Regions from separate parts of the Homo sapiens genome. Here region 1 is linked to region 2. Evidence: chromatin loops called from intact Hi-C (ENCODE). Cell type or tissue: ascending aorta. All regions are shown on one strand. Links, peaks and the distances in the headings refer to the core of each region. The heading gives the core; the rest is flanking DNA. Region 1 holds the start of FPASL (fibroblast proliferation associated lncRNA). Region 2 has its middle 24 kb from the start of SRRM3.

Region 1 (15,751 bases), core at 6,001-11,000, 140 kb after region 2:
AAGGCATCTCCAGGAGCGCGCCACAAGCCTGGCTGATTTTTTTTTTTTTTTTGGTAGACAGAGTCTCGCTATGTTGCCCAGGCTGGTCTCAAACTCCTGAGCTCAAGCCATCCTCCTGCGTTGACCTCCCAAAGTGCTGGGATTACAGGGGAGAGCTGCTGCGCCCAGCCCAGTCTACTCCCTCGAGTTCCCTGTCCAGAGACCCACATCTGGAGCAGGGTGGGGAGTCAGAGCAGGTCCCAGCCCACGCTCTAGGGCTCAGCTCAGATGATGTGAGCCTGGGGCAGCACCTCTGGGCATAGTGGGCTCTGGCTGGCAGGACAGGACAGGCTGGCCCAGATCTGGGGGTCTCTGCTGGGTGTTAGATTTGTGGAGTCTTTGTGCTGCTTCTGGGGTGGTGGGGCAATTCTGGGCCTCTCCAGGCCTGTCCTGCCTTTTCTTTTTTTTTTTAGATGGAGTCTCACTCTGTCAGCCAGGCTGGAGTGCAATGGCATGATCTCAGCTCACTGCAAGCTCCGCCTCCCGGGTACAAGCGATTCTCAGGCCTCAGCCTCCTAAGTGGGATTACAGGCACCTGTCACCACGCCTGGCTAATTTTTGTATTTTTAGTAGAGTCAGGCTTCCTCCATGTTGGCCATGCTGGTCTCAAATTCTGAAAGAGGAGAATTGCCTGAACCTAGGAGGTGGAGGCTGCAGCGAGCTGAGATTGCACCACTGCACTCCAGCCTGGGCAACAAAGTGAGACTCGGTCTCAAACAAACAAAAAGGCAGGACAGGCCTGGAACTGCCCCTCCCCCCCAGGACGGGTGTTGTCTAGGGCTTGCTGACCTCACAGTCTGTGAGATCAGGCAGCCCCGGGCCTTGGCTGCCCAGGAGTGAATTATTTCCAGGCGCCATCATCACTCCGACTATAGAATCAACAGGATTTGACAGGTGCAGCTTTCGACTGCTCTGTTGAGAGGGTGGAGACAGAAGCAAAAGCTGCCCACAGAAAGGCGACAGGGAACCCCAGAGCTAGGTCCCAAGAGCCTCTTGGTGATGGAGGAGAGCCACCAAGGGACAGGAGGGTTGGGGGAACTGGAGCTCCGGCCCAGGGACAGAGCCCCAAACCACCTCCAGCCCAGGCACAGAGCCCCAGACCACCGAAGCCCTATGCCACCATGGCAGAGCCCAGGGCAGGGCAGGGGTCAGGCTGGCCCCCCCAAACACCTCCCCACCATTCCCACATGCATACACCAGGACCTGGGGGGTTGCAACAGTGCCAGAGGTCACGGGTTGGCAGGGGAGGGAGAGGAGGAAGAAAGCAGAAGAGCAGAGGGATGCGGGTGAGGCTGGGCTTGTCTCAGACAGTCTGGCACTAGCCCTCAAAGCTCAGAATCCCTGATATGGGGGCTAAGCCCCACTGCCATACTGCCCCTCCCAGGGAAATTGCCCCCCAGGGAATATGGGGGGAACCTCTGAGTGTAGCTCCCCTGGGGCCTGGAGGGCATATCAAGACATGGGGGATAGTGAACAGCATCATAGCTCTAAGTGTCCCTGATCTGGCTGGGCGTGGTGGCTCACCCCTGTAATCGCAGCACTTTGGGAGGCTGAAGGGGGCAGATTAGCTGAGGTCAGGAATTCAAGACCAGCCTGGCCAACATGGCAAAACCCGTCTCTACTAAAAATACAAAAATTAGCCGGGTGTGGTGGCGCACGCCTGTAATCCCAGCTACTCAAGAGGTTGCAGTGAGCTGAGATCAGGCCACTGCACTCCAGCCTGGGCAACAGAGCAAAACTTTCAGGAAAAAAAAAAAGTGTCCCTGATCTGTAAATGTGTAGTGGAAACTATAGAAAGGCACTGCAGGCTGGGCGCAGGGGCTCACACCTGTAATCCCAGCACCTTGGGGGGCCTAGGCAGGAGATTTACTTGACACCAGGAGTTAGAGAGCAGCCTGGGCAACATAGCAAGAACTCATCCCTGCAAAAAAAGAAAAAAAAAATTAGCCACATGTGCTGGTGCGCACCTGCAGGAGGATCACTTAAGCCGAAAAGCTAGAAGCTGCAGTGAGTTATGATCACACCACTGCACTCCAGCCTGGGTGATAGTGCAAAACCTTGTCTCAAAAATAAATAAATTTAAGAAAAGCAAAGAAAAGGTGTTTCCGGCTGGGCACAGTGGCTCACACCTGTAATCCCAGCACACTGGGAGGCCAAGGCAGGAGGATTACGAGGTCAGGAGTTTGAAACCAGCCTCACCAATATGGCCAGGCGTCGTAGCACGCCTGTAGTCCCGGTGAGTCCAGAATTCGTGGGTTCTTGGTCTCACCGACTCAAAGAATGAAGCCGAGGACCTTCACGGTGAGTGTTACAGTTCTTAAAGGCGGCGTGTCGGGAGTTTTTTCCTTCTGGTGGGTTCATGCTCTCACTGGCTCAGAAGCGACGCTGCAGACCTTCACCGTTGAGTGTTACAGCTCTTAAGGCGGCGCATCTGGAATTGTTTGTTCCTCCCGGTGGGTTCGTGGTCTCGCTAGCTGAAGAGTAAAGCTACAAACATTCACGTCAAGCGTTACAGCTCTTAAAAGCGGTGTGGACCCAAAGAGCGAAACAACAAAGCTTCCACACTGACGAAGAAGACCCTAAGTGGCTTGCTACTGCTGGTTCGGGTAGCCTGCTTTTATTCGCTTATCTGGCCCCACCCACGTCCTGCTGATTGGTCCATTTTACAGAGAGCCGACTGGTCCATTTTACAGAGAGCTGATTGGTCCGTTTTGACAGGGCTGATTGGTGTGTTTACAATCCCTGAGCTAGACACAAAAGTTCTCTACATCCCCACTAGATTAGCTAGATAGAGAGTGTGGACACAAAGGTTCTCCAAGGCCCCACCAGAGTAGCTAGATACAGAGTGTCGATTGGTGCATTCAGAAATCCTGAGCTAGACACAGGGCGCTGATTGGTGTGTTTACAAACCTTGAGCTAGATACAGAGTGCCGATTGGTGTATTTACAATCCCTTAGCTTGACATAAAGGTTCTCCACCAGACTCAGGAGCCCAGTTGGCTTCACCCAGTGAATCCTGTATGGGGGCCGCAGGTGGAGCTGCTTGCCAGTCCCGTGCTGTGCGCCCGCACTCCTCAGCCCTTGGGTGGTCGATGGGACTGGGCGCCGTGGAGCAGGGGGCGGTGCTTGTCAGGGAGGCTCGGGCCGCGCAGGAGCCCACAGCGGGGTGGGGAGGCTCAGGCATGGCGGGCTGCAGGTCCCGAGCCCTGCTCTGCTGAGAGGCAGCTAAGGCCCGGTGAGAAGTCGAGCACAGCAGCTGCTGGCCCAGGTGCTAAGCCCCTCACTGCCCGGGGCCGGCGGGGCCGGCCGGCTGCTCCAAGTGCGGGGCCCGCCAAGCCCACGCCCACCCGGAACTCGCGCTGGCCCGCAAGTTCCACGCGCAGCCCTGGTTCCCGCCCGCGCCTCTCCCTCTACACCTCCCCACAAGCTGAGGGAGCCGTCTCCGGCGTCGCCAGCCCAGGAAGGGGCTCCCACAGTGCAGCGGCGGGCTGAAGGGCTCCTCAAGTGTCGCCAAAGTGGGAGCCCAGGCAGAGGAGGCGCCGAGAGCGAGCGAGGGCTGCGAGGACTGCCAGTACGCTGTCACCTCTCACCAGCTACTCGGGAGGCTGAGGCAGAAGAATCGCTTGAACGCAGGAGGCAGAGGTTGCAGTGAGCCAAGATTATGCCACTGTACTCCAGCCTGGGCAAAAGAGCGAGACTCCGTCTCAAAAAAAAAAAAAAGAAAAGAAAAAGAAAAGGTGTTCCCCTCCATGCCCCAGTGGACTAATTCGTTTGGGCAGGTACCTTTCCCAGAAACTGGCTGGCCCAACCCTTCAGCTTACAGAGGGGAACTTGAGGCCTGACTGGGACTGCATTTGGCCAGGGTCACCCAGCAGGTCTGGGCAGGGCAGGAGCAGGGTGCGTGCACTCCACCCCAAAGGGTGCACTGTTCTACCCATCAACCGATGCCCTGGGTGCCAGCGCTGAGGAGGCCAGGGATGGAGACCCACGCATAAGCAGAGATCACTCCATTCCTGGCACGCTCCTCCTGGTCGAGACCTCTGGTTCTCTTTCCCTTTCCAACTCGCCAGGTGACTTTGGACCTCGCTTTGCCCATCTAACTGTGCCTCCCAAGGACGAGCCATATTTTCATGGGCTGCTTACAAGAGACAGCCCTGCCAACCGCCAGTTGGTGCTGGGAGAGTTGGCAGTGTGACAAATGCCGGGAATCCCTGGCTTGGCTGAGAAGGGACGGCTCTGGATCAATAACAGACTCGTGGGATGGCCTCGGGCAGGAGCACGAGGGTGGCAGAGCCTCCCTGGCTGGCCTGCAAACAAAAAGCAAGTGTCCAGCCAGGGCTCTCGACTCAGCCCAGGGAGAAAAGAGCACAGCTGGGGACCCTGGGAAAAACAGACTCCCTCTGGGCGGGGTTCCTATAGCATAACAGCCCCTCCCACCCTTCTTCTCAGCTGGGTACAGCAGCTGCCCTGCCTAAGATGACAGTGATGGTATCAGCAGCTGACTCTGGTAGAAGGAAGTCTTCCCCCTCCCTGCCCACCGCCCCAGGACTGAACAAGGGGGCAGAGCCTGCCAGGAGGGATTGGGGTTAAAGAATGAATCAAGGCCAGGCGCAGTGGCTCATGCCTGTAATCCCAGCACTTTGAGAGGTTGAATCGGGAAGATCGCTTGAGCCCAGGAGTTCAAGACCAACCTAAGCAACATAGTGAGTCCCCATCTTTACCAAAAACGTTTTTAAAAATTAGCTGGGGCTGGACACAGTGACTCACACCTGTAATCCCAGCACTTTGGGAGGCTGAGGCAGGTGGTTCATCTGAGGTCAGGAGTTCAAGACCAGCCCTAACCAACATGGCGAAACCCTATCTCTACTAAAAATACAAAAATTAGCTAGATGTGGTGGTGCTTGCCTGTAATCCCAGCTACTCAGGAGGCTGAGGCAGGAAAATCGCTTGAACCTGGGAAGCAGAGGTTGCAGTGAGCCAAGATTGTGTCATTGCACTCCACCTGGGCAACAAGTGTGAAACTCCATCTCAAAGAAAAAAAAAAATTCTGAGCATGGTGGCATATGTTTATAGTCCCAGCTACTCAGGAGGCTGAGGCAGGAGGATGGCTCGAGTCCAGGAGGTTGAGGCTGCAGTGAGCTATGATCATACCACTGCATTCCAGCCTGGGCAACATAGTGAGACTCTGGCTCTACTAAAAATAAGAAATTATCTGGGCACGGTGGTGCCTGCAGTCTGATCTACTTGGGAGGCTAAGGCGGGAGAATCTCTTAAGCCCAGGAGTTCGAAGCTACAGTGAGCTATGGACATGCCACTGCACTCCAGCCTGGGTGACAGAGCAAGACCTTGTCTCTAAAAAAAATAAAGAATTGATTGAGGCGGCAGGAGTAGCTCCATGTTTAGGAAAAAGCCAGCCGGGCGAGGTGGCTCACACCTGTAATCCCAGCACTGTGGGAGGCCGAGGCAGGCGGATCACCTGAGGTCAGGAGTTCAAGACCAGCCTGGCCAACAGGGTGAAACCCCATCTCTACTTAAAAATACAAAAAATTAGCCAGGCATGGTGGCGGATACCTGTAATCACAGCTACCCTGGAGGCTGAGGCAGGAGAATTGCTTGAACCCAGGAGGCAGAGATTGCCATGAGCTGAGATAGCGCCATTGTACTCCAGCCTGGGCAACAGAGCAAGACTCCATCTCAAAAAAAAAAAAAAAAAAAACCAGGGAAAAAGCCCAGGGCTGGGGCCAGACCTTGGTTTGGGCCCGCTGCACCCTGGCGGAGACATGGGCTGGGGTGCAGCCTGGCCCTGGGCTCAGTTTCCATTCTGAGACTTCACTTCTGGGGGACCTCTGGTTGTCTGTTGGTGTTGTCAGTCCCATGCAGGGTGACGATCTAGGGGGAGTCATGAATAGTGGAAGCTACCCAGGTCCCCTAACAATCGTAGGAAGACCAAAGTCCCAGGGGGACTTGAGGATATGCAGATATTTCTGTGCATGACCAACAAGGGCCTGGGTGAGAAAGGCCTTCAGTCTGGCCCCTGACCCCACTAAGTAACCCCTTTTTTCCCTATGTCGTTCTGCTCTCCATATGATGGGCTCCTCAAAGTCCTCTTAGGAATGGCTGGGAGCGTCTATGTCTTCAGGCTGGTGGGACCACAGGATAAGGAGGTTGAAAACTTAATCAGGTGGATGGATGACAAAGAGGTCACTCCCGCCGGGTGCAGTGGCTCACACCTGTAATCTAGCACTTTGGGAGGCCGAGGCGGACGGATCACTTGAGCTCAGCAGTTCAAGACCACCCTGGGCAACATGGTGAAACCCAGTCTCTACCAAAATACAAAAAAAATTAGCCAGGCATGGTGGTGGGTGTCAGTAGTCCCAGCTACTCGGGAGGCTGAGGCATGAGAATCACTTGAGCCCGGGAGGTGGAGGTTGCAGTGAGCCAAGACTGAGCCACTGCACTCCAGCCTGGGTGACAGAGCGAGACTCCATCTCAAAAAAAAAAAAAAAAAAGGTCAGCCAGCGCAGTGGCTCACACCTGTAATCCCAGCACTTTGGGAGGCTGAGGCAGGCAGATCACGAGGTCAGGAGTTCAAGACCAGCCATGACCAACATGGAGAAACCCCATCTCTACTAAAAATACAAAATTAGCCAGGTGTGGTGGTAGGCGCCTATAGTCCCAGCTACTCAGGAGGCTGAGGCAGGAGAATGGCATGAACCCAGGAGGCAGAGGTTGTGGTGAGCTGAGATAGTGCCATTGCACTCCAGCCTGGGCAACAAGAGCAAAACTCCATCTCAAAACAAAAACAAACAAACAAACAAACAAACAAAAAAGAAATCACTCCCTTCTTTGGGTTCACCTACCCTCTCTTGGCCCTCATGCCCTCACTGGACCCCTCGTGAGTTCCCATCTGCCCCACTGATTCTGTCCCTCCCTGACTCAGCTCCACTACCTGACTGTACCCCTCCCAACACCAAGTCCCTCCTCGCACAGGAAATCCGTTCTTTCTTTCTTTTTTTTCTTTTCTTTTTTTGAGACAGAGTCTCGCTCTATTGCCCAGGCCAGAGTGCAGTGGTACCATCTTGGCTCACTGCAGCCTCCTCCCAATGGGTTCAAGTAATACTTGTGCCTCAGCCTCCAGATTAGCTGGGATTACAGGTGTGCACCACCATACCCAGCTAATTTTTGTATTTTTAGTAGAGACGGGGTTGCACCATGTTGGCTAGTCTGGTCTTGAACTCCTGACCTCAGGTGATCCGCCCGTCTTGGCCTCCTGAAGTGCTGAGATTATAGGCATGAGCCACCGTGCTTGGCTTCTTCTTTTCTTTTTGTTTTCTTTTTTAGAGACCAGGTCTCACTCTGTCTCCAGGCTGGAGTACACTAGTGAGATCATAGCTCACTGCAACCTCCAACTCCTGGGCTCAAGCAATCCTCCTGTCCAGCCTTCCGAGTAGCTGGGACAACAGGTGTGCGCCACTATACCTGGTAAGTTTCTAATTTTTTGTAGAGATGCGGGTCTCACTATGTTGCCCAGGGAGGTCTCGAACTCCTGGAATCAAGTGATCCTCCTGCCTCCACCTCCCAAAGTGTTGGGATTACAGATGTGAGCCGCCTCACCTGGCCTTTCTTGGAGTTCACCCGTCTTCCCTGAGCTCCCACCCCATGACTGCACTTCCTCACTTCCCCACTCTCCCCTCCCTTGTTTGAGGCCCCTCCCCTCTCTGAATTCCACCCCACCTGTCTCTGAACCCTGATGCCCAAACTATCCCTTTGTAATTCCTCCCGTGGCCCCAAAGACCCCTCTTCTCCAGGTCTGCCCAGCCTGAAAGCCTTGAACCCTGGGAGCAGCCCCACAGACCGATCCCCTCAGCAGGGGGTAGTGGGCTCTGGGTGGGAGAAAGATAAATCAATCCCCACCCGGGCTCAAGTCAAGATCAGGCAGGAAGCCTCAGCCCCTCCCACACGGAGGATGGAGCTGTGCGCAGGCAGGCCCGAGACTGCCCCCTAGAGGACGCCCTGGGGTTTGCGGACCCACATCGCCCCACTCCCAGGCCCAGATAGGACAGTAAGCGACTGCCCCCTGGTGCCCTCCCAGAGAGGATGAATTCCTCAGGCACCAACACTGCCCAGTCCAGAACCTTCAGGAATCTCTGCCCAGGTTCTGAGCCCTGTAGAGCGCAAACAGGGGCAATTGACTTGGTCTTGGCCAGACGCAGTGTCTCACACCTGTAATCCCAGCACTTTGGGAGGCTGAGGCGGGAGGATCGCTTGAGCCTAGGAATGTGAGACCAGCCTGGACAACATAGTGAGATCCCTTCTCTACAAAAAAAAAAAAAAAAAAAGGAAAAAGTAGCCGGACATGGCATGGCAGTAGGTGCAAACCTACAGCCCCAGCTGCTCGGGAGGCTGAGGTGGGAGGATTGCTTGAGCCCAGAAGCTTGAGGCTGCAGTGAGATATGATCACAACACTGCACTCCAGCCTGGAAGACAGAGCGAGACTCTGTTTCTTATAAATAAATAAATAAATAAATAAATAAATAAATAAATAAATAAAACAAAGAGACAAGCCGGACATGGTGGTTCATGCCTGTAATCCCAGCACTTTGGGAGGCTGAGGCAGGTGGATAACTTGAGGTCAGAAGTTCAAGACCAGCCTGGCCAACATGGTGAAACCCCGTCTCCACTAAAAATACAAAAATTAGCCAGGTGTGGTGACGGATGCTTGTAATCCCAGCTACTCGGGAGGCTGAGGCAGGAGAATTGCTTGAACCCAGGAGGTGGATGTTGCAGCAAGTTAAGATTGTGCCACTGCACTCCAGCCTGGGTGACAAAGCGAGACCCTGTCTCAACAAAAATAAAAAGAGGCCCAGTCTTGAAAAACTCTGACACCTCCCCACTGCCCCTCTCCCCAGCCCCACACCCAGCACGCCTTTAGCCCGGTTCTCCTCTGCCCTGGGCTTCAGTTTCCAAGGGCCTTCAAGCCTCCCTGAATTTCCCTCCTGGAAGACCCAGCCCACTCTCTCTGCCTTGGAAGGGTCTGGCAGCCAAGGCCTGAGCCCGGGCTCCTGCCCCACCCTGTCACACCCTCTGCTGCAGGGGGGTTGACCACTGTTTCCACTCTGATCCTAATCAGAACTGGCACATTTTAGGAGGCACCTGCTAGCTGCCAATCACTCGTTAGCTTATTAAATCCTCATAGCAACCCCACTCCACTGAGCGGCAGCACGGGATCGCAGTTATGGTTGCAGGAACTCATGTCACACTGCCTGGGTTCAATCCCACTTGGCCACTTACTTCTTAGCTGTGGGACCTTGGGCATGTTGCTAAGTCTCAGTTTCCTCATCTGCAAATGATGCAACTATATGAATTAATACCTAAGAAGTATTCTTTTTTTTTTAACTGAGTTTCATTCTTGTTGCCCAGGCTGGAGTGCAGTGGCACTATCTCGGCTCACCGCAACCTCTGCCTCCCGGGTTCAAGCGATTCTCCTGCCTCAGCCTCCCGAGTAGCTGGGACTACAGGTACCTGCCACCACACCCGGCTAATGTTGTATTTTTAGTAGAGATGGGGTTTCTTTTTTTTTTTTTTTTGAGACGGAGTCTCGCTCTGTCGCCCAGGCCGGACTGCGGACTGCAGTGGCGCAATCTCGGCTCACTGCAAGCTCCGCTTCCCGGGTTCACACCATTCTCCTTCCTCAGCCTCCCGAGTAGCTGGGACTACAGGCGCCCGCCACCGCGCCCGGCTAATTTTTTGTATTTTTAGTAGAGACGGGGTTTCACCTTGTTAGCCAGGATGGTCTCGATCTCCTGACCTCATGATCCACCCGCCTCGGCCTCCCAAAGTGCTGGGATTACAGGCGTGAGCCACCGCGCCGGGCCGAGATGGGGTTTCTTTATGTTGGTCAGGATGGTCTCTAACTCCCGACCTCAGGTGATCCACCCATCTCGGCCTCCCAAAGTGCTGGGATTACAGGCATGAGACACCATGCCTGGCTTTTTTTTTTTTTTTTTTGAGACAGGATCTTGCTCAGTTGCCCAGGCTGGAGTGCCATGGCACCATTACAGCTCACTACAGCCTCGAATTCTTGGACTCCAGCTACCCTCCTACCTCAGCCTCCCAAGTAGCCGGGACCACAAGCATTTGTCAATATGCCTGGCTAATTTTGTAATTTTGGTAGAGATAGGATCTCGCTATGTTGCCCAGGCTGGTCTGGAACTCCCAGTCTCCAGCGATCCTCCTGCCTCAGCCTCCCAAAGTGCTGGGATTACAGGCTTGAGCCTCTGCACCCAGCCACTGTGAAGTCTTTAGAAGGCTGCTGAGAGCCGATAGTAAGCACTCAGTCACTGCTAGACATTTTTGAGGTAGGTTGTATTATTCTCGTTTTACAGATGTAGAAACTGATCCTCTAAAAGGCTAAATACCTTGAGAGGTTATGTCACCTAATTAGGACATGGTGGGATGAGAATCCAAATCCTGAGCTCTTAAGCTTTTGTCCCCCAACAGCCCTTTATTCAGAAAATGAAACATTGGGTCGGGCACAGTGGTTTTCACCTGTAATCCCAACACTTTGGGAGGCTGAGGCTTGAGGTCAGGTACTCGAGACCAGTCTGGGCACCACAGTGAGACTGTTTCTACAAAAAAAATTTAGAAATCAGCTGGGTATGGTGGTGCACACCTATAGTCTCAGCTACTCAGAGCCCAGGATTTGGAGGCTCCAGTGAGCTATGATTGCACCACTGCACTCCAGTACAGCCTGGGCAACAGAGTGACACCTTGTCTCTAAAAAAGAAAGAAAAAGAAAATAGACATTGCTGAGCGACAGAAATCCCACCTTTCTAAACAGTCAGCAACCTCACTGGAGCTGATTTTTAATTCCTAAATCCAGCCTTGATAGTGACTTGGGCAACTCAACTCCCTCTCGGCCTGGGATTATACAACTCTATGTCAGGAGATGGGAAGCGGGGAGACTGGGTGTCTTTATTCCATTTCTGACATCTTTCAGGACTGATGATGGGGGAGGGCCCTGGCCCTGGCTGGCAGCCACTGTTCGATTCAGTTATCATCATCAGGACCGTGGGAGGGAAGGGTATTGGAGCAGAGGACCTTGAAGGGCGCACAGGAGGCTGATGGGGCTGTAACACCTGGGGCATGAGGGCAGCGGAGGTTGGACAGGCAGGTTGGGACCTAGCTGTGGAGGGCCTGGGATACCAAAGAGAGGCAGGACCTGGCCTCAGTGTCGCCAGGACACCAGATCTGCCCCCTCCCTCACTGTTGCACCATGGCTCCCGCGTGTAAAGTGATGGAACCCGTCAGACCCAGGTAGCCACCAGAAACCGCCCAGCTGTTGTGTGCATCGGGGGCCAGGAGTTTCCTCTTCTGCAATCTGGGAACAACGCAGACCTCCCAGGGCTGTTTTCAGAAGCAGAGATGTGTAGGTAAGAAAGGATAGCCAACCAGTACGGGCCGGGACACGAGAGATCACGTCATTATTCAGATGGAGAAACTGAAGGGCAGGCGTGGGACCAAGGGCCCACCACGAGCCCAAGGCTCCATCCTCCCAAGCACGTAACAAAGGTGGAGGCGGAAGACGGAGGAGAGAGAAGCGGGTGAAGTTGGGAGATAAAAGCTCCCCAGTGGCTGGAGGGCGGGATCTGCAACAAATGAAGCCCCGGGGCCGCTAAGCGGGCCGATTTCGGGGCAGGGACCCAGGCCCTAGCAACAGTCCGACCATTGGCGGAGCGGGGACACGCTGGCCTGTGATTGGCTCTTGCCATGCCCGAGGGGAAGGCGGCCGCCCCCGGGGCGGGGCTACATACACAGCCGTGGTCCCGCCCGGCCCACATCCGGGCTTCCGCGTAGTCCGGGCGCCCTGGCCTCTGCACCGTCCTAGAAACCTGTCTTACGTCGAGGAACCCGGGGGACAGAGGCGCGCCAGTGCACGCCGGGGCCAGGGACGAACGGCTCGCCAATGCAAAGGAGGCCCCTCGGGGAGACGGCAGGCAGCAAAAGGCTTCCTTGGCCGGGGGTCTGGGCGTTTGGGGAGGGGAGGTGCTCAGAGATAGGGCCGAGGATGGAGCTCCCAGGTGGGTTGGAGGCGGGGGTGGCTGGGCTCGAGGACGCTGTTGGAGTCCGGGGTCTGGAAGAGGCGATCCCCGGGAAAGCCAGCTTCAGAGCCGGGAAGGGTCGGCAGGGGACCTACTGCAAGAGCCCCCAGGTTGGGGTAGGGAGGGGGCCCAGACCTGGGCCGGGAGGGATGCTGAATCCCCCGACCTAGCTCTGGGGCTTTGCAAACCAGCATCACTGCAGCATTTTGTGGCTCAAGGAATGGGGCAGGGCGGCCAGACCAGCTGTGGCTGGTGCGTGCGTGAGGCCCTGAGGGATGCGGCCAATGCTATTTTGCTGTTTTGTACTTACTCAGTTTCATTTTGGCTCTGTCGCCACTAGGCGAAAGAAATCGAAGTGCTAACATACCACGGGGAGCAATGATTATTACTCAATGTGGCCCCGCCCCAGCAGCGGGAGGTGGCATCTGTTTGACCTTGGAGACTTGGACGGTATTTAGGGAGATTACATGAAAAAAAGACTCACCCCACAATGCTTGCAGTCAGCTACAAGCTGCCTTGTCCTTCATACCTTTTAGCCTTTATTTCCTGAGTCTATCTTGTCTGTTTCTAATGTAGTCTCCTGATTTAGGGCAAGAGAATATTTCTCACTCTTGGTCTGCCCACTACCCACAATCCTTGTCCGAGGATTTACTCGGCAAACTTAGCAGGCAAAACCCCTTGTCAACTTAACACTAAAAAATACCGTCTCTTGGAAGGCAGTCTGCTTTGATAAACCTAATGGAATAAAAAGTGAGTTTGCTATCTGGCTTTAAAGAACATAACCCAGCTGGGCATGGTGGCTCACACCTGTAATCCCAACACTTTGGGAGACCGAGGCAGGAGGATCGCTTAAGCCCAGGCGTTCAAGACCAGCCTGGGCAACATAGTATAGTAAAACCCAGTCTCTACAAAAAGAATTTAAAAATTAGCCAGGCCAGATAGCCCAGCTACTTGGGACGCTGAAACAGGATTGCTTTGAGTCCAGCAGGTGGAGGCTGCAGTGAGCTATGACTGCACCACTGCACTCCAGCCTGGTCAACAGAGCGAGATCCTGTCTCAAAACAAAACAAAAAAACTGACAACCAATGAAACCTCATCTCTAAAATCTGGCTTCAGGTTAAGTGAGTAAAAAGAGGCTTTCTTGTGGCCAGGCACGGTGGCTTATGCCTGGTAATCCCAGCACTTTGGGAGGCCAAGGCGGGCGGATCACGAGGTCAGGAGTTCAAGACCAGCCTGGCCAACATAGTGAAACCCTGTTTCTACTAAAAATACAAAAAAATTAGCCAGGCATGGTGGTGGATGCCTGTAATCCCAGCTACTCGGGAGGCTGAGGCAGGAGAATCAACGTGAACCCAGGAGGCGGAGGTTGCAGTGAGCTGGTATCACGCCATTGCACTCCAACCCCGGGCAATAGTGCGAGACTCCGTCTCAAAAAAAAAAAAGGCTTTCATTTATCTTCTCAGCTCCTACAAGCCAATGAGTGGTAGGGTAATTTGCCGACCACAGTGGGAAGAACTAATTTAACACCAAGATTGTGATTCCCCTAGTGTAGATCCAGTATGAAAGAAGTGTCTCAGGCATGCTTCTGGTTCCTGAGTTAACTCTAGTGAATAAGGTGGGCTGTGCTGTCTCCCCACCTCCCCCAGGCATAGGGGCAGAACAGCTGCAGACCACCAGGACCCAGTGGGCCAAGTGAGGATGTGAGTCAAAGCCAGTGCTTATTAAACCACCTAATACTGTACTTTTCCCATCCAGGGGAGGCAGGAGAGGATTGAGGAGGCAAATCCCCGAGCCCAGAAGACTCCAGTCAGAAAACAAGATGGTCCCCATGGGTAGTGGCCAATCCCTCTGGCCTTTCAGAGCAGTGGCTTTGGCCTTGTCCGCTTAGGTAACAGGCTCTGCTGCTGGTAGTTGCTTAAGAGCACAGAGTAGCCGGGCGTGGTGGCTCACGCCTGTAATCCCAGCACTTTGGGAGGCCGAGGTGGGTGGATCACAAGGTCAGGAGATCGAGACCATCCTGGCTAACATGGTGCAATCCCGTCTCTACTAAAAATACAAAAAATTAGCCGAGCGTGGTGGTGGGTGCCTGTAGTCCCAGCTACTTGGGAGGCTGAGGCAGGAGAATGGTGTGAACCCAGGAGGCGGAGCTTGCCGAGAGCCAAGATCGCACCACTGCACTCCAGCCTGGGTGACACAGCGAGACTCCATCTCAAAAAAAAAACAAAAAAAAAAAAACACAGAGTGAACCAGTGAGAAGGTTAAATGGAGGAGAAAGCAAAGTTCTTAAGACAAAAAAAGTACCCCAACAAGGGCAGGAAACAAGCTAAATGACATAGGCACAGACAACTGGACAAACCCAGAACGTGGGGCCTTGAGACTGTCAAGTAGCCTGGTCTCAAGCCATTATCAGGCCCAGGCGTGGTGGCTCATGCCCATTAATTCTAACACTTTGGGAGGCCAAGGTGAGAGGATCACTTGAGGCCAGAAATTCAGGAACAGCCTAGACAACATACCCATCTTTACAAAAAATAAAAATAGATTTATTGGAAGGCCATGTTGAAAAAAAAAAAAGAAAAAAATTAGCCGGAAGTGGTAGTGCAGCCCTGTGGTCCCAGCTACTCGGGAGACTGAGTTGGGAGGACTGTTTGAGTCCATGAGTTGGAGGCTGCAGTGAGCTCTGATTGTCCAAAGCACTCCAACCAGGGCAACTGAGACCCTGTCTCTTAAAAAAAAAAAAAAATAGGCAAAGAAATCTAATATTGAAATGCAATTAATGAATTTTAATTGGAGTCTAGGTGGTGCGGGAGGGGGATTGGAAAAAGCTATCAAATGCATTCTGAGGACAATTTGGAGAAATTTGCATATGGGCTGATATTAGGGAATTATTAATTGGGTGATAACAGTATGGCGGTTATATTAGAGAATGTCCTTTTTTTTTTTTTTTTTTGAGACAGGGTCTCACGGTTGCCCAGGTTGGAGTGCAGTGGCGTGATGTCAGCTCACTGCAACCTCTGCCTCCTGGGTTTAAGCAATTCTTGTGTCTCAGCTTCCCAAGTAGCTGGGACTACAGGCACGAGCCACCACACCCAGTTAATTTTTTTGTATTTTTAGCAGAGACAGGGTTTCGCCATGTTGGCCAGGCTGGTCTCGAACTGCTGACCTCAGGTGATCCGCCCGCCTCGGCCTCCCAAAGTGGTGGGATTACAGGCGTGAGCCACTGCGCCTGGCCGAGAATGTCCTTTTTGTAAGGAGAAATATGAACATTGGGAGTAAAATGCCAACAGTGACTTTCAAGGTTCCACAACCCATAGAGGAATTTATCTGCCATATCAAGGAGTGGGTCTGTAGCCAATCACTGTAACGTTCTTTTCAATTTTTGTGTTTGGGATTCAAGTGCCCCAATACCACCTAACTACCCTTTAAATGGAATTAAATATTCTAATTCAAGATATCTGTTTTGGGACCACCAAATTTCAACTATCTATATTTAAAATCACAAGGCCAGAGTCACATCAGTGCTCAAAGGCAGCAAAAATCCTATTTCAAGCTCAACCAAATTAGAAGAATGGATGGCAGTAGTTACCTCTAAGAATGGCAATTAATGGGTGATCA
Region 2 (15,751 bases), core at 6,285-11,284:
CAAGATCACAACACCGCACTCCAGCCTGGGTGACAGAGTGAGACTCTGTCTCAAAAATAAATAAATAAATAAATAAATAAATAAATAAATAAAATACTTACTTAGGATCTCCATTTCTGTGGGTCAGGAATTCAGGAGTGGCATAGCTGGGTCATTTGGGCTCAGGGTGTCTCATGACATTGCACTCAAGCTGTCCACTGAGACTGCAGTCACCTAAAGCCTGTTTCCAAGATGGCTCCCTCATGTGACTGCTGACAGGAGGCCTCAGTTCCTGTTACATGAGCCTCTCTACAGGCTGCTTAGGTGTCATGGTGTGACAGCTGGCTTTCCCAAGTGAGTAATCAAAGAGTGAGCAAGGAGGAAGCCACAGTACCTTTTATGATGTAGTTTGCAAAGTTGCAAGCCATCACTTTTGCTTTTTCCTATCTGTCAGAAGGGAATCACGTAACCCAGCTCACATTCAAGGGGATAGGGACTGGGCTCTGCCGTTGAAGAGGGTATCAGAGAATTTGGGCACATATTTTAAATGACCATACTATGTTTAATTATTGCAAGTACGGTCACTGTAGAAAAATTGGAAAATAGGGACAAGCAAAAAAAAAAGTCACTTGTAATTCCATGAATCAATGGATAACATTACTAGTTGGGTGTATATAATTCCAATATTCAAAATATATATTTTCTCAAAATATAAACACACTATATATACTGTCGTGTAATCTGCTCTTTCACCTAATGTATTGACTATATTATAAAAAATACCTTTCATTTTCATGTCAAATATTCTTTCCTTTTTTTTTTTTTGAGACGGAGCTTCATTCTTGTCACCCAGGCTAGAGTGCACTGGTGCGATCTCTGCTCACTGCAACCTCTGCCTCACGAGTTGAAGCGATTCTGCTGCCTCAGCCTCCCTAGTAGCTGGGATTACAAGCATGAGCCACCATGTCGAGCTAATTTTTTTTTTTTTTTGAGACGGAGTCACTCTGTCACCCAGGCTGGAGTGCAGAGGTGCAATCTCGGCTCACTGCAAGCTCTGCCTCCTGGGTTCATGCCATTCTCCTGCCTCAGCCTCCCGAGTAACTGGGACTACAGGTGCCCGCCACTACACCTGGCTAATTTTTTGTATTTTTTAGTAAAGACAGGGTTTCACCGTGTTAGCCAGGATGGTCTTGATCTCCTGACCTCATGATCCACCCGCCTCGGCCTCCCAAAGTGCTGGGATTACAGGTGTGAGCCACCAAGCCCGGCCGAGCTAATTTTTTTTGTATTTTTAGTAGAGACAGGGTTTCACCATGTTACTAGGCTAGTCTCAGACTCTTGACCTCAAGTGATCACCCACCTTGGCCTCCTGAAGTGCTGGAATTACAGGCGTGAGCCAACGCTCCCGGCCTAAATGTTTTTTCTTTATTTATTTGAAGAAGTTCTTTATATGTGAAGCTCATTAACCTTTTACCTGCCACGTGGAGTGTGTCATTTGTCTTGTTTTTGATTTTAAAAAACTATTCATTCCTAGATGGGCATTACCCTTATTAAACAACGAATAGAATATGTGATATCCAATGATACATTTAAGACAAGACAACCAATATCTTGATGTACATAAAGACAAACTTCAGAAGACAAATATTAAATGTTTTAACATACATTTGAATAAACTTTACTTACAAATTATTTAACTGGAAAAGGAATTTGTGTTCAAAAAATGTTTTCACTGATGGAAAAATAAATCTAACAAAACCAATATGTGAAAACATTGATTTACAAAGCCAAAATATATTATATCTTAGTTTCATTTCCTATATACCCTCAATGAGGTCTCCTCTTTTTTTTTTTTTTTAACGGAGACAGAGGTCTCACTATGTTGTCCAGGATGGTCTTGAACTCCTGGCCTCAAGTGATCCTCCTGCCTCGGCCTCCCAAAGGACTGGGATAACAGGGCTGAGCCACTGTGCCTGGCTGAGGTTCTCATTAAAAGAAAATAGGCTAGGCGCGGTGGCTCACACCTGTAATCCCAGCACTTTGGGAGGCCGAGGCGGGCGGATCACGAGGTCAAGAGATCCAGACCGTCTTGGCCAACGTGGTGAAACTCCGCCTCTACTAAAAATACAAAAAGTAGCCTGGCGTGGTGGCAGGCGTCTGTAGTTCCAGCTACTCGGGAGGCTGAGGCAGGAGAATGGCGTGAACCCGGGAGGCAGAGCTTGCAGTGAGCCGAGATTGTGCCACCGCACTCCAGCCTGGATGACAGAATGAGACTTTGTCTCAAAAATAAAAAAAAAAGAAAATAAAGGCCAGGAGCGGTGGCTTATACCTGTAATCCCAGCTCTTTGGGAGTCTGAGGTGGGTGGATCACCTGAGTTCAGGAGTTTGAGACCAGCCTGACCAACATGGTGAAACCCCATCTCTACTAAAAATACAAGAAATTAGCTGGGCCTGGTGGCAGGCACCTGTAATCCCAGCTACTCAGGAGGCTGAGGCAGGAGAATCGCTTGAACCTGAAAGGCAGAGGTTGTAGTGAGCTGAGATTGTGCCACTGCACTCCAGCCTGGGTGACAGGGCAAGACTCTGTCTCAAAATAAATACACGCCCATGCCAGGCCGGGCTTGGTGGCTTACTCCTGTAATCCCAGCACTTTGGGAGGCCAAGGTGGGTGGACCTCTTGACCCCTGGAGTTTGACACCAGCCTGGGCAACATAGTGAGACCCTTGTCTCTACAAAAAATAAAAAGTTAGCCGGGCGTGGTGGCTGGTACCTGTGGTCCCAGCTACTTGGGAGGCTGAGGTGGGAGGATTGCTTGAGCCTGGGAGGTCAAGGCTGCAGTGAGCTGTGATTGCACCACTGCACTCCAGCCTGGACAACAGAGTAACACCTTGTCTCAAAAATACAAACATGAGGCCAGGCACGATGGCTAATGCCTGTAATCCCAGGACTTTGGGAGGCTGAGGCAGGCAGATCACCTGAGGTCAGGAGTTTGAAACCAACCTGGCCAACATTGTAAACCCCGTCTCTACTAAAAATACTAAAAATAATTAGCCAGGTGTGGTGGCACATGCCTATAGTTCCAGCCACTCAGGAGGTTGAGGCAGGAGAATCACTTGAATCCCGGAAGCGGAGGTTGCAGTGAGCCAATATTTGTGCCATTGCACTCCAGCCTGGGCAACAGAGCAAGATTCTGTCTCAAAAAAAAATACATGGATGCATATATACATATACATACATACTACATGCATACATACATACCAACACCAGGTTCAATGCCTGTCCTGAGTGCCCACCAGACCCTGCCCCCAGCAATCAGCTTGGCTACCATCCACCAACACCCCCCAAGCACGTTCTGACCTCTTAGGAGCAGGGGTGGGCCATTTCTCCCAGAATCCCCAAATCATATCAGGCCTCTCCCCGCAGTTCTCTTGGAGGGAGGGAATTAACCAAATCATCCGTCCCAGGGTTCCTGCCACCTTCATTCCCCAGCCCCCAACTCCAGATTCTTAAGCCTTTCCAGGCCCTGCAGGTCTCAGTCTCCCACAAGCAGTGATCAAAACCCCACTGTGTCAAGCTCAGGAGCCCTAGAGCTCCCAGATGGTTAAGAAGGGGGATCCCCAGATGGTTCACCCCAGGACAGGGAGCACATACCTGGCTCGGCCAACCCTGGAAATTGTGGTCCCTGGAGATAGCGCATGGGGAATCTGTCTTCCTGGTGGAGATGGGGAGCACCATCCTGGGGGCCAGGGGCTGATGGGGACAGGGATGCCTTCTGCAGTGGCGCCCGCGGTGGGCCCCGACCGCCTGGAGGGGCAAGGCTGGGGCAGGGTGGCCCTGGACTTGGCTGACAGGTGTCATTTCCTGCTTCCCTTCACAGGTCAGACAAGGGCAGCATGTCTGAAGACTGCGGGCCAGGTGAGAAGGAATAGGGCCCACTGTGTATGTCATGGTCCGGGAGGGCAACCACCAGCCCTACCCGGCAGCCTTGGCGGGGAGCTCAACTCAGCCCATGAGCCTGGAGTGCTAACGAGCCTCCTCTGCCCACCTGCATCTCCCAGGCCTCACAGCGCTGAGGTGCAAGGCATGCTGGGAGCTTACTGGGGTCGGGGACATGGAGAGCTGGGTGCTGGCCATCACCACTGCCTCCTGTTGATGCCTAGACCCAGGCCCCAGGATCTTGGACCAGCAGCCTCCCCTCTAGGGGGTCTTAGTCACTGGGTCTGTAAATTGGAGCCTCTAAGCCTGGCCTGAGGGCCCCCCTGACCTCCAGTTCTGGTCTGGGCAGGAGCCAGGGGACTGACATGACTTGTCCTAGGTAGGGCCTCAATAACAAGTTACAGACAACAGAATGTTCTGGAAAGACTCACTCTGCCCAGTCAGGCTTGTGCCAGACTTGACCAGATCCTTCCTTTCCTCCTTGCAGGAACCTCTGGGGAGCTGGGTGGGCTGAGGCCGATCAAAATTGAACCAGAGGTTCTGGACATCATTCAGGTCACTGTCCCAGGTAAGGGACGGGCGTCTGACCACCCCCTGCAGAAATCAGGGCCGTATCGTTAGCCTCCCGAGGGTCTGCCCTGGTGAAGAAGAGGCCTCCAGGCCACTGTTTCTCTCCGTGGATTCTGAGAAACATCAGGGTATTGTGAATGCTTTTTCTGGCCACATCTGTCCCCTGCATTGAGAATCAGCGTTCTCAGCTCTGACCTTCCAGAAGGTCCCCTCAAACTTCACCTCCCTGGCTTGGCTTCCCTGGGATTTGTGAGGCTGGTGAGAAGAAAAAGGCATGAGCGTGAGAGGCTCTGAGTTGGACCCTACCCCCTGCCCAGCCTCATTTTCCACATCTTCAGAGGAGAGGGTAGATTTGGGCACTGGATCCTCAGTATGGGGTGACTGTCAGAAGCCAAGAGGGTGCCGGGCACAGTGGCTCATGCTTGTAATCCTGGCATTTTGGGTGGCTGACATGGGAGGATTGCTTGAGGCTAGGAGTTCAAGACCAGCCTGGGCAACATAACAAGACCCCCATCTCTACTAAAAATACAAAGAGTTAACCAGATGTGGTGGTGTGTGCCTGTCAGTGTAGCTTCTCAGGAGGCTGAGGCAGGAGGATCACTTGAGACCAAGAGCTGGAGGCTGCAGTGAGCTGTGATCGCACCACTGCACTCCAGCCTGGGCAACAGAGTGAGACCCTATCTCAAAAAAAAAAAAAATGACTGGGCGCAGTGGCTCACGTCTGTAATCCCAGCACTTTGGGAGGCCGAGGCGGGCAGATCACCAGAGGTCAGGAGTTTGAGACCAGCCTGGCCAACATGGTGAAACCCCATCTCTACTAAAAACACAAAAATTAGCCAGGCATGGTGGCTCACGCCTGGTAGTCCCAGCTACTCGGGAGGCTGAGGAAGGAGAATCGCTTGAACCCAGGAGGCAGAGGTTACAGTGAGCCGACATGGCGCCACTGCACTCCAGCCTGGACGACAGTGTGAGACTCCATCTCGAACCAAAAAAAAAAGAGAGAAAGAAAAAGACCCTTGCCTGTGGGGAGACTGGGCTGGGTGGTCCCTGAAGGACTGTGACAGGAGTATGACAGGCAGAAGACACCCATGTCATTTGGAGTTTTGTCTTCAGATGCCTTGCCAACCTCTGAGGAAATGACAGACTCAATGCCTGGGCACCTGCCATCGGAGGATTCTGGTTATGGGATGGAGACGCTGACAGGTAAGAAATGGACCTGGGCTGGTGGTGCTTAGGACTCATCTCCCCAGGGAGCAAACGGAAAGGGGTGGGCCAGGCAGGCCCCAGACTTTTCTTGATTTTGACCGCCTCTAGTAGAGGAAACCCAATATATGCCTGACCCCAATCCAAGGCTGGGTTCCTTTTGGAAACCTCAAGTAGGCTCTATTTATTTATTTAGAGACTTTGGAGCAATCTCAGCTCATTGCAACCTCCGCCTCCCGAGTTCAAGCGATTTTCCTGCCTCAGCCTCCTGAGTAGCTGGGATTACAGGCACGTGCCACCATGCCTGGCTAATTTTGTATTTTTAGTAGAGACAGGCTTTCACCATGTTGGTCAGGCTGGTCTCGAACTCCTGACCTCAGGTGATCCACCCTCATCAGCCTCCCAAAGTGCTGGGATTTTAGGCGTGAGCCACCACACCCGACCATAGGCCCCATTTCTAACAAGGCCCAGCATGCTTCCCAGGAGCCACCTGTTGGGATTAATTTGTCCGTTTATCCAACAGCTATTTATTGAGCATCTATTGTGTACCAGGTCCTGTGTAAGGAGCTGGAGACAAAGCAGTGAACCAAGCAGAAGTACCCACCTCCTGGGGTGCACATCTGCCTGTGAAGAGATAGATGGATAGTAAGCAAATAAGTAAAATAGGCAGGCTAAGGTGGCTCATGCCTGTAATCCCAACACTTTGGGAAGCCAAAGCGAGGGGATTACTTGAGGCTGGGAGTTCAAGATCAGCCTGGGCAACATAGAGAGACCCATCTCTTAAATGTTTTGAGATGGAGCCTTACTCTGTTTCCCAGGCTGGAGTGCAGTGGCGCGATCTCAGCTCACTGCAACCTCCGCCTCCTGGGTTCAAGCACTTCTCCTGCCTCAACCTCCTGAGTAGCTGGGATTACAGGTGCCCGCCACCATGCCTGGCTAACTGTTTTGCATTTTTAGTAGAGGCGGGGTTTCACCATGATGGCCAGGCAGGTCTCGAACTCCTGACCTCAAATGATCCTCCTGCCTCGGCCTCCCAAAGAGCTGGGATTACAGGCGTGAGCCAACGCACCCTGACTCAACAAATATTTATTGAGCACCTACTGTGTACTAGGTCCTGCACAAGGCGCTGGGGAAAAAGCAGTGGACCAAACAGATGTCCCCACCTCCTAGGGTACACATCCTCATGTGGAGAGATAAACAGTAAGCAAATAAGTAATATAAGCAGGGCAAGGTGGCTCACGCCTGGCTCACCTCCCAGGAAGGCCCTCAAAAGGGCTCTGGCAGCTTTGCCCCCTACACAGGCATGAGACACAGGGGTTGAGATTCCTGGCCCTGTGGCACCGGGTGGCCTTACAGCAGCCATGTCTCTGCAGCCAAGGCCATTGGCATCTCGGAGCCCGTCAAGGTGCCATACTCCAAGTTTCTGATGCACCCGGAGGAGCTGTTTGTGGTGGGGCTGCCTGAAGGCATCTCTCTCCACAGGCCCAACTGCTTCGGGATCGCCAAGCTCTGGAAGATTCTGGAGGCCAGCAACAGCATCCAGTTTGTCATCAAGAGGTAAGGCCCGACCAGGTCCACGGGAGACAGCACCGGGCCTGCTCAGCACCCAGGGTCAGGAGCAGCACCAAATTGCCATCAAGCGATTTTTGTGCCTCAGCCACCCGAATAGCTGGGACCACAGGTGTGTGCCACCATGCCCAGCTAATTTTTTGATTGATTGATTAATTGATTGGTTGGTTGATTGATTTTATTTTTTTAGAGATAGGGTCTGGCCATATCGCCCAGACTGTTCTCAAACTCCTGGACTCAAGCCATCTCCTGCCTGGGCCTCCCAAAGTGATTACAGGCGTGAGCCACCGTGCCTGGCCACTATTTCTTTCTTTTTTTTTTCTTTAGACAGAGTCTCACTCTGTCTCCCAGGCTGGAGTGCAGTGGTGCAGTCTTGGCTCACTGCAACCACAGCCTCCTGGGTTCAAGCAATTCTCCTGACTCAGCCTCTTGAGTAGCTGAGACTACAGGTGCCTGCCACCATGCCCGGTTAATTTTTGTATTTTTAGCAGAGACGGGGTTTCACCATGTTGGCCAGGCTGGTCTTGAACTCCTGACCTCAGGTGATCCGGCCACCTCAGCCTCCCAAAGTGCTGGGATTACAGGCATGAGCCACAGCGCCCGGCCTTTGTTTTGTTTTTGAGATCAGGTCTCCCTCTGTTTCCCAGGCTGGAGTGCAGTGGTACAATCATAGCTCACTGCAGCCTCCACCTTCCAGGCCCAAGTGATCCTCTTGCCTCAGCCTCCTGAGTAGCTGGGACTACAGGCATATGCCACCACACCTAATTTTTTTTTTTGTAGAGTCGGGGTCGCTCTATGTTGCTCAGGCTGGTCTCCAACTCCTGGATTCCTCCCACCTCAGTCTCCCAAAGTGCTGGGATTACAGGCATAAGCCACCCACCAGGTGGAGAACCAGTCTTTAAATAACAGAGTGTGGGAGTAGGGGGCGCCCAGGGCGAAGGTACTTAGACAGCAGAAGAGTCCATCCAGCAAAGAAGCTGCTGTTAAGTCCTGGGGCCACCCAGCCACGCTGGGTAATTATAAAGAAAGCAAGTCTCGAGTCTCGTCTGCGATCGCGGACGGGATGAACAGCGTAACCTAGAACAACCCTGACCTCCACGAGGAGGACCTGGTCTCCCGCAGGCCACAACTCCCCCGCAGTTCCCGCCTGCTGCCTGCAGAGGGAGCCAGAGGCTGAGGCTGCACCAGCCCTGCTCCAGCCCCGGGAGGTCACGGTCGGCAGAATGCTCATTAGCATTCCAGAGCCAAATCCAGCTTCCGGCTCTGTCTGGTCTCTGCTCATCTAGGCAGGAGGGACAGCCGCCTTCAGACGGCGAGAAGGGAGGCCGGAGTGGATCCAGGAGGGCGGTGGAAACCGGAGACACAGTATCGGTGCAGGAAGTGCAGAAGCTGTCATCTTGCCCAAGAGAAGCAAGGCAGAGACCAAGCACGGTGGCTCACGCCTGTAATCCCAGCGCTTTGGGAGGCCCAGGTGGGAAGATCCCTTTAGCCCAGTTCAAGACAAGCCTGGGCAACATAGTGAGACTGCCCCCCACCTCCCATGTCTCTACAAAAAATTTAAAAATTAGCCGGGGATGGTGGTGCATATCACCCATATACCCAGCTACTTGGGAGGCTGAGGCAGGAGGATTGCCTGAGCCCAGGAGATGGAGGCTGCAATGAGTTATGATCATGCCACTGCACTCCAGCCTGGCCAAAAAGCCAGATCCTGTCTTAAAATTTAAAAACAGAGAGAGGAGCAAGGTGGTGCCCCACAAGATGAATTGTCAGGGAAACTTCCATTAACCAGGTAACCTTGACTCCCTCCTGGCTCCACTGCCCTGTGGGGACAGCAGGGACAGGACATTCCTGCCTGACATGCCCAGGGGATAGGGATCAATTACTCCAAACTCAGGGTGGGAGGAAGCTGCTGGGGACAAGGAGGGAGAGCTGGAGCCTGCCCTGCAGCCACTATGGATGTCTGCAGTAATCTCCATCCAGAGGCCGGGCATAGTGGCCTACTCCTGTAATCCCAGCACTTTGGGAGGCTGAGGCGGGCAGATCACGAGGTCAAGAGATTGAGACCATCCTGGCCAACAGTGTGAAACCCCATCTCTACTAAAAGTACAAAAAATTAGCCAGGCATGGTGGCGTGTGTCTGTAGTCCCAGCTACTCGGGAGACTGAGGCAGGAGAATTGCTTGAACCCGGGAGGTGGAGGTTGCAGTAAGCCAAGCTCGTGACACTGCAGGGGGCCTGGAGACAGAGCAAGACTCTGTTTCAAAAACAAAAATAGGCCAGGCGCAGTGGCTTACGCCTGTAATCCCAGCACTTTGGGAGGCGGAGGTGGGAAGATCACGAGGTCAGGAGATCGAGACCATCCTGGCTAACATGGTGAAACCCCGTCTCTACTAAAAATACAAAAAAATTAGCGGGGCGTGGTGGCAGGCGCCTGTAGTCCCAGCTACTAGGGAGGCTGAGGCAGGAGAATGGCATGAACCCAGGAGGCGGAGCTTGCAGTGAGCTGAGATTGTGCCACTGCACTCCAGCCTGGGTGACAGAGCGAGACTCCATCTCAAAATACAAATAAAAATAAATAAATAAATAAATAATAAATAAAAAAATTAAAATCCCCATCCAGGCGCTGGCAGGCTCTAGCCTACAGGGGGCTGGGCCCGGGTCTCCCGGTGCTTGCCTCTGTGGGTCCCAGTTCCTAATCTCGTAGGGCTTGAGATGGAATTCCTCAGTTTCCCCACTCGCAGAGGCTGCCCACATCCCGCCCCTGCCTGCGCCCTGGCCCCCACGGACTCATAACTTGGGGCGAACTTCCTGCATCAGCCAGAGCTGGCCAGCCAGAAATGAGTTCTTTTCCTCCTCTTAATTTTCTTCTAGTTGCTTAAGTTTCCTCGCAAAGTCTAAGGGGGTCACCCTGGGTCAGGCAGAACAAGATGCTGAGAGATAGGACCAGGTGGGCTGATCTGGGGCTGGTTTGTACCAGCACAGCAGATGTGATTGTGAGATGGGGAAATGTCTGAACTGACTCATCAACAGTGGTGGCCCCAGTCTGCAGATCCTCTCCTGCGACCCCCCTGGGAGCCCCCCAACCCCACCCCACCCATGGAAAACAGTAATCTTAACAAATGACATTTGCAAAGGCCTTGTTTCCAAATGAGGCCATATTCTGAGAAACTGGGACTTAGGACTTCAATACATGAATTTTTAGGAATAAAATTCAACCCATCCCACTAAATATATGGAGTAAAAAGTTGAGAGCACCCTACACACAATACACATTCCAAAGGCAATTTCCATCTTCATTCTAGATGTTTGTCCTTCGAGATCTTTTTCTATTCATTGATTTGTTTATTTATTTGAGACAGGATCTTGCTCTGTCGCCCAGGCTGGAGTGCAGTGGCGCGATCTCGGCTCACTGCAACCACTGCCTCCCGGGTTCAAGCGATTCTCCTGCCTCGGCCTCCGGAGTGGCTGGGATTACAGGGATGCGCCACCATGCCATACTATTTTTTGTATTTTTAGTAGAGATGGGGTTTCACATTGTTGGCCAGGCTGGCCTCGAACTCCTGACCTCAGGTGATCCACCCATCTCAGCCTACCAAAGTGCTGGGATTACAGACATGAGCCACCTCACGTGGCCTAGTGAGTAATTATTTTAATAGCACAGTAGGCCAGGCGCCATGGCTCACACCTGTAATCCCAGCACTTTGGAAGGCCGAGGTGGGCGGATCTCGAGGTCAGGAGATCGAGACCATCCTGGCTAACACAGTGAAACCCCGTCTTTACTAAAAATACAAAAAAAAAATTAGCCGGGCGTGGTGGCGTGCACCTGTAGTCCCAGCTACTCAGGAGGTTGAGGCAGGAGAATTGCTTGAACCCGGGAGATGCAGGTTGCAGTGAACCGAGATTGCACCATTGCACTCTAGCCTGGGCGACAGAGTGAGACTCCGTCTCAAAAACAAAAACAAACAAACAAAAAAACCAGCGTCCTCCCTGCAGATGAGCAGGAGATCGAAGGGCCCAAGAATAAGGTGCTGACCCCCAGCACACACCCACAGAGCTGCCCCCTCCCCAACCAAGCTTTGGCCCAAAGGGAGGGTCCCAATGCAGGGCTTTGGAGTGGTTTCCCAGTGGGTTCACTATTCCCTATTCTCTCCGCAAGGCCAAAGCTAATAAACGAAGTGCTGATCTGCCTCCAAAGCCTCTCCCCAGCCTATTAGATGACAACAGATGTGTATCGTAGGATTCCATATATGGGGGTAAAATGTATTTGCAGTTGAATATAAAAGCATAGAGGCTGGGCACGGTGGCTCGTGCCTGTAATCCCAGTACTTTGGGAGGCCAAGGCAGGAAGATTGCTTGAGCCCAGGAGTTCGAAACCAGCCTGGTCAACATAGTGAGACCTCGTCTCTATCAAAACTAAAAAAATTTTGCCAGGTGTGGTGGTGTGTGCCTGTAGTCCCAGCTACTTGGGAGGCTAAGATGGGAGGATCACTTGAGCTGAGGACCTGGGGTTGCAGGGAGCTATGATCGAGCCACTGCACTCCAGCCTGGGCGACAGAGCAAGATCCTGTCTCAAATAAATAAATGAATCAACAAATAGAAAAAGGTCTTGAAGGACAAACTTCTAGAGTGGAGATGGAAATTGCCTTTGGAATGTGTATTGTGTACTGTCAACTTTTTACTCCATGTATTTAGTGGGATGTGTTGAATTTTGTCCCTAAAAAGTCATACATTGAAGTCCTAACCCCCAATTCCTTAGAATATGGCCTTATTTGGAAACAGGGTCTTTGCAGATGTCATTTGTTAAGATGAGGTCGTGCTGGCGTGGCGTGGGCCCCTAATCTAATGTGACTGGTGTCCTTATAAGAAAAGAAGAGGGGCCAGGCACGGTGGCTCACACCTGTAATCCCCGCACTTTGGGAGGCCAAGGAGGGTGAATCACTTGAGGTCAGCCTGGCCAACATGGCAAAACCCCATCTCTACTAAAAATACAAAAATTAGTGGGGCATGGTGGTGCATGCCTGTAATCCCAGCTACTTGGGAGGCTGAGGCAGGAGAATTGCTTGAACCCAGGAGGTGGAGGTTGCAGTAAGCCAAGATCGTTCCAATGCACTCCAGCCTGGGTGACAGTGACAGAGCAAGACTCTGTCTCAAAATTAAAAAAAAAAAAAAAAAGGAAACAGAGGGCTGGCATGGTGTGGTGTGGTGTGGTGTCTCACACCTGTAATTCCAGCCCTTTGGGAGGCTGAGGTGGGAGGATCACTTGAGGCCAGGAGTTTGAGGCCAGCCTGGGCAACATAGCAAGACCCCATCTCTAAAAAATAGCCAAGTGCAGTGATGCACACCTGTAGTCCCAGCTATTCAAGAGGCTGACGTGGGAGGATTGCTTGAGCCCAGGAGGTCAAGGCTGCAGTGAGCTATGATTGTATCACTGCACTCTAGCCTGGGCAACAGAGTACGATGCTTTGAAAAAAAAAATTTAAAAAAAAAGAGAGAGAGAGAGAAGAGACAGAGACAGCCACAGTGACACAACACCCAGGGAGAAGATGGCCATGTGATAATACAGGCAGAGATGCAGTGATGCTTTTGCAAGCCAAGCCACACCAAAGACTGCCAGCAAACACCAGAAGCTCTGGGAAAGGCCTGGAAAAGATCCTCCCTCACAGCCCTCAATAGGAAGCAACCCTGCTGGCACCTGGATTTCAGACTTCCAGGCTCCGGAGCTGTGCGACAGTAAATTTCTGTTGTTTAAGCTGCTCCGTTCATGGTACATTGTTCTGCCAGCCCCAGCACACGAATACACTTTGTACAGTGAAATATTGCACAGTGAGAAGTCCCTCCTAATAAGGATCAGAATATACAAGAAGTATTCCTTGTGAAATTAGAATTCAAATATGCGGCTAGTCGCGTTGGCTCACGCCTGTAATCCCAACACTTTGGGAGGCCAAGACGGGCGGATCACCTGAGATCAGGATATCGAGACCAGCCCGGCCAACATGGCGAAACCCCAGCTCTACTAAAAATACAAAAATTATCCAGGTGTGGTGGTGGGCACCTGTAGTCCCAGCTACTCGGGAGGCTGAGACAGGAGAATTACTTGAACCCGGTAGGCGGAGGTTGCAGTGAGCCAAGATCGTGCCGCTGCTCTCCAGCCTGAGTGACAGAGCAAGACTCCATCTCAAAAAAAAAAAGCCGGGCATGGTGGCACATGCCTGTAATCCCAGCTATTTGGGTGGCTGAGACAGGGGAATTGCTTAAACCCAGGAAGTGGAGGTTGCAGTGAGCCAAGATCATGCCACTGCACTCCAGCCTGGGCGACAGAGCAAGACTCTGTCTCAAATAATAATAACAATAAATAAATAAATATTTTTTAAAAATTTAAAAATAAAAAGCATGTCATCAAGTCAACCCCTTACTCTAACATGGCTCCCGGACTTGTGTGTGGGTCTTGGCATTTAATGCAGCAACCCCTTATGATTACCCTGGTTTTTGTTTGTCTGTTTGTTTGTTTTCTAGAGACAGGGACTCAATCTGTTGACCAGGCTGGAGTGCAGTGGTACAATCATAGCTCACTGCAGCCTCGAACTCTTGGCCTCAAGTGGTCCTCTCACCTCAGCCTCCCAAGTAGCTGGGACTACGGCCACACACCACCACACCTGGCTAATTTTTTAAAAAATGTCTTGTAGAGACAGGGTCTCACTATGTTACTCAGGCTGGTCTTGAACTCCTAGGCTCAAGCGATCCTCCTGCTTCGGCATCCCAAAGTGCTGGGATCACAGGTATGAGCCACCATGCATGGCCATTTAAGGATTTTGAGATGGGAAGGTTCTCCTACAAATCCCAGTGGGCCCAATGTAATCATAAAGGTTCTCCTAAAAGTGGGCAGGAGGGTCAGAATCAGAGAAGGAGATGTGACCCCAGATGCAGGCCAGAGAGAGAGAGAGAGAGAGAGAGAGAGAGACAGAGAGAGAGAGATTTGAGGATGCTGCAGTGCTAGCTCTGAAGATGGAGGAGGGAACCATGAGCTGAGGGATGCAGCCAGCCTCTAGGAGGTGGAAAAGGGAAGGAAAAGAGCTCTCTGCGACAGCCTCCAGAAGGAACACAGCCCACGGACACCTTGGTATTTATTTTATTTTATTTTATTTTATTTTTTATTTATTTTGAGACAGACTCTCACTCTGTCACCCAGGCTGGAGTGCAGTGGTCTGATCTCAACTTACTGCAACCTCCGCCTCCCGGGTTCAAGCAATTCTTCTGCCTCAGCCTCCTGAGTAGCTGGGATTACAGGCGTGCGCCACCACGCCCAGCTAATTTTTTATTTTTAGTAGAAACAGGGTTTCACCATGTTGGTCAGGCTGGTTTCGAACCCCTGACCTCGTGATCCGCCCACCTTGGCCTCCCAAAGTGCTGGGATTACAGGCATGAGCCACTGCGCCTGGGCTGCCCACTATTTTTATTTTATTTATTTTTATTTTTTATTTCTTTTTTTTGAGACGGAGTCTCGCTCTGTCACCCAGGCTGGAGTGCAGTGGTGCGATCTCGGCTCACTGCAACCTCCACCTCCCGGGTTCATGCCATTCTTCTGCCTCAGCCTCCTGAGTAACTGGGACTACAGGCGCCCGCCACTACGCCCAGCTAATTTTTTTGTATTTTTAGTAGAGACGGGGTTTCATCGTGTTAGCCAGGATGGTCTCGATCTCCTGACCTCATGATCCGCCCATCTTGGCCTCCCCAAGTGCTGGGATTACAGGCGTAAGCCACCGTGCCCAGCCCTGCCCACTATTTTTATATTTTATTTTATTTTATTTTATTTTATTTTATTTTATTTTATTTTATTTTATTTTTGAAATAAGGTCTTGCTCTGCCTCCCAGGCTAGAGTGCAGGGGTGCAATCATAGCTCACTGCAGCCTGGACCTCCTAGGCTCAAGCAATCCTCCCACCTCAGCCTCCCAAGCAGCTGGGATTGCAGGCATGTGCCACCATACCCAGCTAAACATTTTATTTTTTTGTCGAGATAGGGCTTTGCTATGTTCCCCAGGCTGGTTTTAAACTCCTAGGCTCAAGCAGTCCTCCTGCCTTGGCCTCCCAAAGTGTTGGGATTTCAAGTGTGAGCCACGATGCCCAACCTTCTGCCCACTTTAGAGCCATTTCACTCCCCCTAGCTGGCCTCTTTGTCCCAAAAACCCCTGCGTGTGCTTTGTGTCTCTCCCAGGCCCAGCAGGGACAGCTCTGGCAGGAAGCCACGGTAATCCCCTTTCCGATTCTCGGACCCCTCCCCACCTTCCTGGAAGCCCCAGGCCGGCCTGGTACCTCTAAGGAGAAGCCACACGCATGCCACCCTGTCCCTCTGACTGGAGCCTCCCATCATTGTGTGGAGCCCCCTCCTCCCTAAGCCACCAGATCCACCTCAAGCCCCACCTTGCTGCCTAAAAATAACACCTTCGCGTCCTGCTGGCTCCCCAATCCCTCCCTGCCCCGGGATCCTTCTGGTTTGTAT

Evidence for each region. A loop is a pair of places that touch in the nucleus more often than their neighbours do. Peaks named below come from ENCODE experiments on the same cell type or tissue, not always from the same donor. Only the 100,000 strongest peaks of a DNase experiment are listed, where the experiment ranks them.
Region 1: it touches region 2 in a loop (16-fold over the local background); 94 of 110 quality-filtered maps call a loop at or near these places.

The regions. Positions count from the first base shown.
Region 1 is chr7:76,306,373-76,322,123 of GRCh38, forward strand. FPASL (fibroblast proliferation associated lncRNA) reads left to right here and starts at 11,875. Exons shown (of 2, transcript NR_186616.1): 1 at 11,875-14,075; 2 at 15,347-15,751. RefSeq lists enhancers at 7,900-8,194, 10,745-11,741, 11,214-11,393, 11,742-12,738 and a silencer at 11,674-11,913. In ascending aorta, for the core only: a CTCF peak has its summit at 8,068 (motif pointing left); a DNase peak (open chromatin) is centred at 8,059; H3K4me3 peaks cover 67 bases; H3K27ac peaks cover 493 bases.
Region 2 is chr7:76,169,883-76,185,633 of GRCh38, forward strand. It overlaps the pseudogene LOC100420548. Among named protein-coding and RNA genes, the nearest start is that of SRRM3, 24 kb to the right of the region's middle. RefSeq lists an enhancer at 15,643-15,751. In ascending aorta, for the core only: a CTCF peak has its summit at 8,418 (motif pointing right); a DNase peak (open chromatin) is centred at 8,429; H3K4me3 peaks cover 372 bases.